Regions from separate parts of the Homo sapiens genome. Here region 2 is linked to region 1. The links are chromatin contacts, found by Hi-C or POLR2A ChIA-PET in ENCODE. All regions are on one chromosome and are shown on one strand. Each heading gives the region's core, a stretch centred on a gene start or an enhancer-like site at or near the end of the contact. The rest is flanking DNA. Distances are from core to core; before and after follow the strand shown. Region 1 has its middle 21 kb from the start of ABCB10. Region 2 overlaps GALNT2 (polypeptide N-acetylgalactosaminyltransferase 2).

Evidence for each region. Hi-C counts contacts between places; a loop is a spot of excess contacts on that map. ChIA-PET counts read pairs that join two places held with the same protein, here RNA polymerase II (POLR2A). Pooled maps may share reads with other maps.
Region 2: a loop to region 1 is called in a map of MCF 10A, with 2.4 times the contacts of the local background. The contact joins two enhancer-like sites. A Hi-C loop is called at or near these places in 1 of 168 maps with a recorded cell type or tissue (MCF 10A) and 1 of 50 pooled maps. POLR2A ChIA-PET finds 5 or more read pairs at or near these places in 1 of 52 experiments (HEK293).

The regions. Positions count from the first base shown.
Region 1 is chr1:229,578,058-229,580,757 of GRCh38, forward strand. No RefSeq gene overlaps it. Among named protein-coding and RNA genes, the nearest start is that of ABCB10, 21 kb to the left of the region's middle. Within about 2 kb of position 1,319, at least 16 of the 41 ENCODE cell types and tissues checked have a DNase peak (open chromatin) inside an H3K27ac peak, as active enhancers do.
Region 2 is chr1:230,088,937-230,091,636 of GRCh38, forward strand. The region is part of intron 1 of GALNT2 (polypeptide N-acetylgalactosaminyltransferase 2); the gene reads left to right. Among named protein-coding and RNA genes, the nearest start is that of GALNT2, 23 kb to the left of the region's middle. Within about 2 kb of position 1,360, at least 3 of the 41 ENCODE cell types and tissues checked have a DNase peak (open chromatin) inside an H3K27ac peak, as active enhancers do.

The sequences.
Region 1 (2,700 bases), core at 69-2,568:
ACATTTCCATTCAATGATGTTGAGTCCCCACTATGAGCAAGGCATCTATTCACTGAAAAATGGAGTTATCAGGTGAACACCACCTCTACCTAACTGATCAATGAATCTCTGGTATCTAGCACAATGCCTGGCACACAATATATATTTTTACAAGTGGTAGTTTTTATTATTCCCTGATTTCTTTTTCTCCTTCCTTCCTTTCTTCTCTTTTCTTTCTTTTTTCTTTCTTTCTCTTTCTTTCTTTTTTTCTTTTTCTTTCTCTTTCCTTCCTCCCTTCCTCCCTTCCTTCCTTCCTCTTTCTTTTCCTTCCGTCCTTCCTTCGCTTCCTTCCTTCCCTCCCTCCCTCTTTTTCTCTTTCTCTCTTTCTTTCTTTCTTTCTTTCTTTCTTTTTTTCTTTCTTTCTCTTTTTCTTTTTCTTTCTTTCTCTTTCTTCAGTCTCACTCTGTTACCCAGGCTGGAGTGCAGTGGCATAATCTCAGCTCACTGCAACCTTCGCCTCCTGGGTTTTCAAGCGATTCTTCTGTCTCAGCCTCCCAAGTAGCTGGGATTACAGGCATGCACCACCATGCCTGGCTAATTTTTGTACTTTTTTAGTGGAGGTGGGGTTTCGCCATGTTGCCCAGGCTGGTCTCGAACCCCTGACCTCAGGTGATCCGCCCGCCTCGGCCTCCCAAATTCCTAGGATTACAGGCGTGAGCCACCATGCCCAGACCCTGATTTCTTCTTGTGTCTACTCCCACCCTCCCTCTGAAAATGTCCCAGAGCCCAAGAATCTATTAGCATTTGACTATAGCTTTGTTTTAGCTTCACATTGATTGTAATCTAAGGGCAAATCTGCTGCCACGGTGTGGCAGCAAAGAAATGAAAGGAAGTGTCTGGCAGCGCAGGGGAGAAATTGTGTTTCCTCCTTCTCCAAAGGTTCACCTTTTCTATTTCACCTTCATCATTCATAAGAAGGTGAAAGGATGCCAGGAGCAAGGCGGATCTACGGGACTTTTGAAAAGAAATGTACTGACCTTTGGCTGTAAAAACTGTGTCATGAGAACAGAAAGCCCTGAGAGAAGAAGTCAGAAAATAGAGAAAAGGGGAAGGGAAAATAACTCCTGGCCTGCCTCCAATTCATTTAAATATTGCTCAGAGCTCAGCAGAGCGGGATGAGAGACACTGGCAAGAGGCTGTGCTGCAGTAAATGAGAGAATCTCAGGTGTCCTTATAATGGCCCTGTTATGGATCGCAGCTTGGATGAGCACTTCACATAAATGCAAGGCCATTTCAGGACTCCCCAGCTGCAGTCAGCAGGCCCTCTGTATGCTTTGGCGTCTGCAGCTGGAAGGAAGCCTGCACAGCTCCCTTCTGTCCTCTCATTGTTCACAGGACAGCCATTCATGGGATCTATGGCGCACTCTGTGCTAGGGCAGAATGCCAGGGAAGAGCTGCCTGTCTTCAGCGCCCTTGCTGGGAACCACACGCCAGAACCCGACCCTGCCATGCTTTGTGCTTCAGGCAGCAGGACCCCACCCCTAACAGAGTCTCAAGTCAGACACTAAGCGATGATCACGACTTGGGAACTCAGCCAGGAAAGAAAAGACATACAGCTTGAAAACAATGTGGGAAATGGCTGAGAAAGAGAGGAAGATAAGAAATAAAGAGGGCTCTCTGAAGAGTGAGCTGAACTTTGGTTGTGACAGGTTCTCAATAGTACCAAAATCCATGAACTTTTTTTTTGAGGATTCAAAAAAGTTTATAATTAAAGAGAAATGCTTCTAATTAAGGAGACAGTTTTCTGTCTTTTGGGAGATGGGGTTTGTTTGTTTGTTTTTGATTTCTCTGTTATGCCTTTATATAATGAGCCCTTAACAAAGGTAATGATCATGAAGTAGATTACTACATGTACAGCACACTATGTTTCTGGGCATTTACTTATAGCTTGATATCTCCCCAAATTGCTTTACCTTTTTCTTCTTAGCTTGAGCAGAAATTACAGTATCTTGTCCCTCATTATACTTACCTATGGTTTTATTTATTATTATTTTTTCAGTTGGAGTTGCACTCTTGTCGCCTGGGCTGGAGAGCAATGGCGTGATCTCGGCTCACTGCAACCTCTGCCTCCCAGGTTCAAGTGATGATTCTCCTGCCTTAGCCTCCTGAGTAGCTGAGATCATAGGCGCCTGCCACCATGCCCAGCTAATTTTTGTATTTTTAGTAGAGACAGGGTTTCACCATGATGGCTGGGCTGGTCTCGAACTCCTGACCTCAGGCGATCCACCTGAGTCAGCCTCCCAAAGTGCTGGGTTTACGGGCATGAGCCACCACGCCCGGCCTATTCTTCTTTTTTTAAATCTAAATTTTATTTTTAGAGACAGGGTCTCACTCTGTTGCACAAGCTGGAGTGCAGTGGCACAATCATGGCTCACTGCAGCCTTGAACTTCTGGGCTCAAATGCTACTCCCACTTCTAACTCCTGAGTAGCTGGGACTATAGGCACATGCCACCATGTCTGGCTATTTTTTAATTTTTTTTTTCTTTTTTTTTTTTTGTAGAGACAGGGTTTCATTATTTTGCCCAGGCTGGTCTCGAACTCACGGCCTCAAGCAATCCTCCCAAAGTTCTGGGATTACAGGCATCAGCCACCGCACCTGGCCTGGTTTTATTCTGGGAGGCAAAAGTATTTTACCAACATAAATTTATGAGCCATCGGAA
Region 2 (2,700 bases), core at 110-2,609, 510 kb after region 1:
TAGTGTACTTTCTGCGTCTGTGGATTTATCCATTCTAGATATTTCGTATAAATTGACTCAAGCACTGTGTGTCCTTTAGTGTCTGAGTTCTTCCACTTGCCATAGTTTTTGAGGTTCATTCAGGTAGTGGCATGTATCAACTTTCCCCCCCGACAGTTTTTATTATGGTAAAATACATATAACAAAACTGACCATTTTAACCATTTCTTTCTTTCTTTTTTTTTTTTTTTGAGATGGAGTCGCTCTGTGGCCCAGGATGGAGTGCAATGGTGTGATCTCGCCTCACAGCAACCTCCGCCTCCCGGGTTCAAGCGATTCTTCTGCCTTAGCCTCCTGAGTAGCTGGGACTACAGGTGCACACCACCATGCCCGGCTGTTTTTTGCGTGTGTGTGTGTGTGTTTTTAGTGGAGATGGGGTTTCGCCATGTTGGCCAGGCTGGTCTTGACCTCAAGTGATGTGCCCACCTCGGCCTCCCAAAGTGCTGGGATTACAGGTGTGAGCCGCAGTGCCCATAACCATTTCTAAGTGAACAGTTCAGTGACATTGTGTTCACATTGTTACCACCATCCGTCTTTAGAACTCTTTTCATCTAGCAAAACTGATACTCTGTACCCAAAAAACAGTAACTCTCCATTCTCCCTCCCTGCAGCCACTGGCGGCCAGGGTTCTACCTTCTGTCTCTGTGAATTTGACTCTTCTAGGTAGCTCATGTAAGTGGAGTCATTCAGTATTTATCCTTTTGAATTGGCTTATTTCACTTAGCATAATACCTACAAGGTTTATCCATGTAGCATGTGACAGGATTTCCTTTCTTTTTAAAGCTGGGTAATAGTTCATTCTATGGACATACAACGTTGTGTTTATACATTACGCTGCTAACACGTGCAACACATTTGCTATTCATCCTACTGTGAACACAGGTGTGCACATTTCCCTTCGAGACCCTGCTTTTCATTCTTTTGGGAGTACACCTGGTGGAACTGCTGGATCATATGGGAGTTCTGTTTTTTAATATACTGAGGAACCTCCATACTGCTTTCCACAGTGACTACACCAATTTTACATTCCCACCAACTGTACACAAGGGTTCCAGTTTCTCCACATCCTCACCAATACTTGTTATTTTCTGTTGTTTGATAGTAGCCATCCTAATGGATATGAAGTGGTATCTTGTGATTTTGATTATCATCTTTTTTTTGGATGAGGGAAAGTTTGACCCCATATGTGGGTGTCTGTCACCAAGATAGAATGAATGTAATTTCCAAGGAAAAATAATCCCAGGCAACCTCTTCTGGATTATGTCCCAACTGATTGGAAATGCTGGGAACTTTCTGTGGTTGAAGGACCTTGACATTTGTTGTCAAACTGCCTGTGAGTCACTTATCTTCTGGGGGAAAATAAACATAACCGTGTCTTCCAGTCTGAAGTGGGGTGGGTGGGTGATATGAAGCATTGCACACAGCAGAGCCTGCTGCCCCTCCACAGCCTCTGCAAATGCCGTGTGAAGGTGGTGGACCTGCTACCAGAACTGGTGTCCTGCTGTCTCTGTAGTTAACTCTTAGGAGAAATAACGGTTGTGTGTGTGGAGGTGAAGAATGGGAAGGGAAGGAGGGGTGGGGAGGGCTGGTGCTTCTGAGGTTCCCAAAGTTCCTGGACTCGAATTTTCTGTTGGCAAATAAGCTGGTCAGAACTTAGGAATGTGGTAAGTTGATCCAGGAAGAAGTTGAAGGTTTCTATCTGTGTTTTTCTGTGCGGTTGTGTATGTGTAACACGTTTGCAGAAATAGTTGAAGCTTATTATTTTCTTCAAAAGATCTTATTTTCTAGTGTGTAAATCACAGGTAATTAAATATGAGTTAAAGTAAGAGAGAGACCCTTGGGCTATCTCAGACTTAGCTTTGAGAGAGAGAATGATCATGGGTCTAAGGCATCACTCTTGGTTTTATAGGTTTGGAAACTCAATGTTATTAGTTCCATCTAGGAGTTATCAATGGGGGATTGGGGTTTACATGCATCAGAATTGTAAGATACTGCTAAGAATGACAGTTCATTAATTGATGAGAACTGTGCCTCGCTGAGAAAGCCAGCACTCCTGGGGTGTGTGTACTCCGCAGACCTTTTCTTTTGTTTGTTTCTTTCTTTCTTTTTTTTTTTGAGACGGAATCTCTGTTGCCCAGGCTGGAGTACAGTGGCACGATCTCAGCTCACTGCAGCCTCCGCCTCCTGGGTTCAATCTATTCTCCTGCCTCAGCCTCCCAAGTAGCTGGGATTACAGGTGTGTGTCACCACATACTAATTTTTTGTATTTTTTTTTTTTTTAGTAGAGACAGGGTTTCACCGTGTTGGCCAGGATGGTCTTGATCTCCTGACCTTGTGATACGGCCACCTTGGCCTCCCAAAGTGCTGGGATTACAGGTGTGAGCCATTGTGCCCGGTCCTCAGCAAACCTTTTCTATCGGCCTATTTCTATCTATTTTCTATCGGCCACCTTTTCTATTGGCCTATTTCCATCTGTCTGAGGAATCTTGATGCATCGGCCTTCTCGTTCTGGGGATCTTTCTGTGTATAGAATCAATACCCTCTCCTTAGGGTAGTGATGGAGATTGATTTTTCAAAAATCCCAACATGTAATTTATGAAATTATTGTTTCAGCTCCAGACTCTGTGCTCTGTTCTGCAGTGTTGGAGCTAGGACCGCACA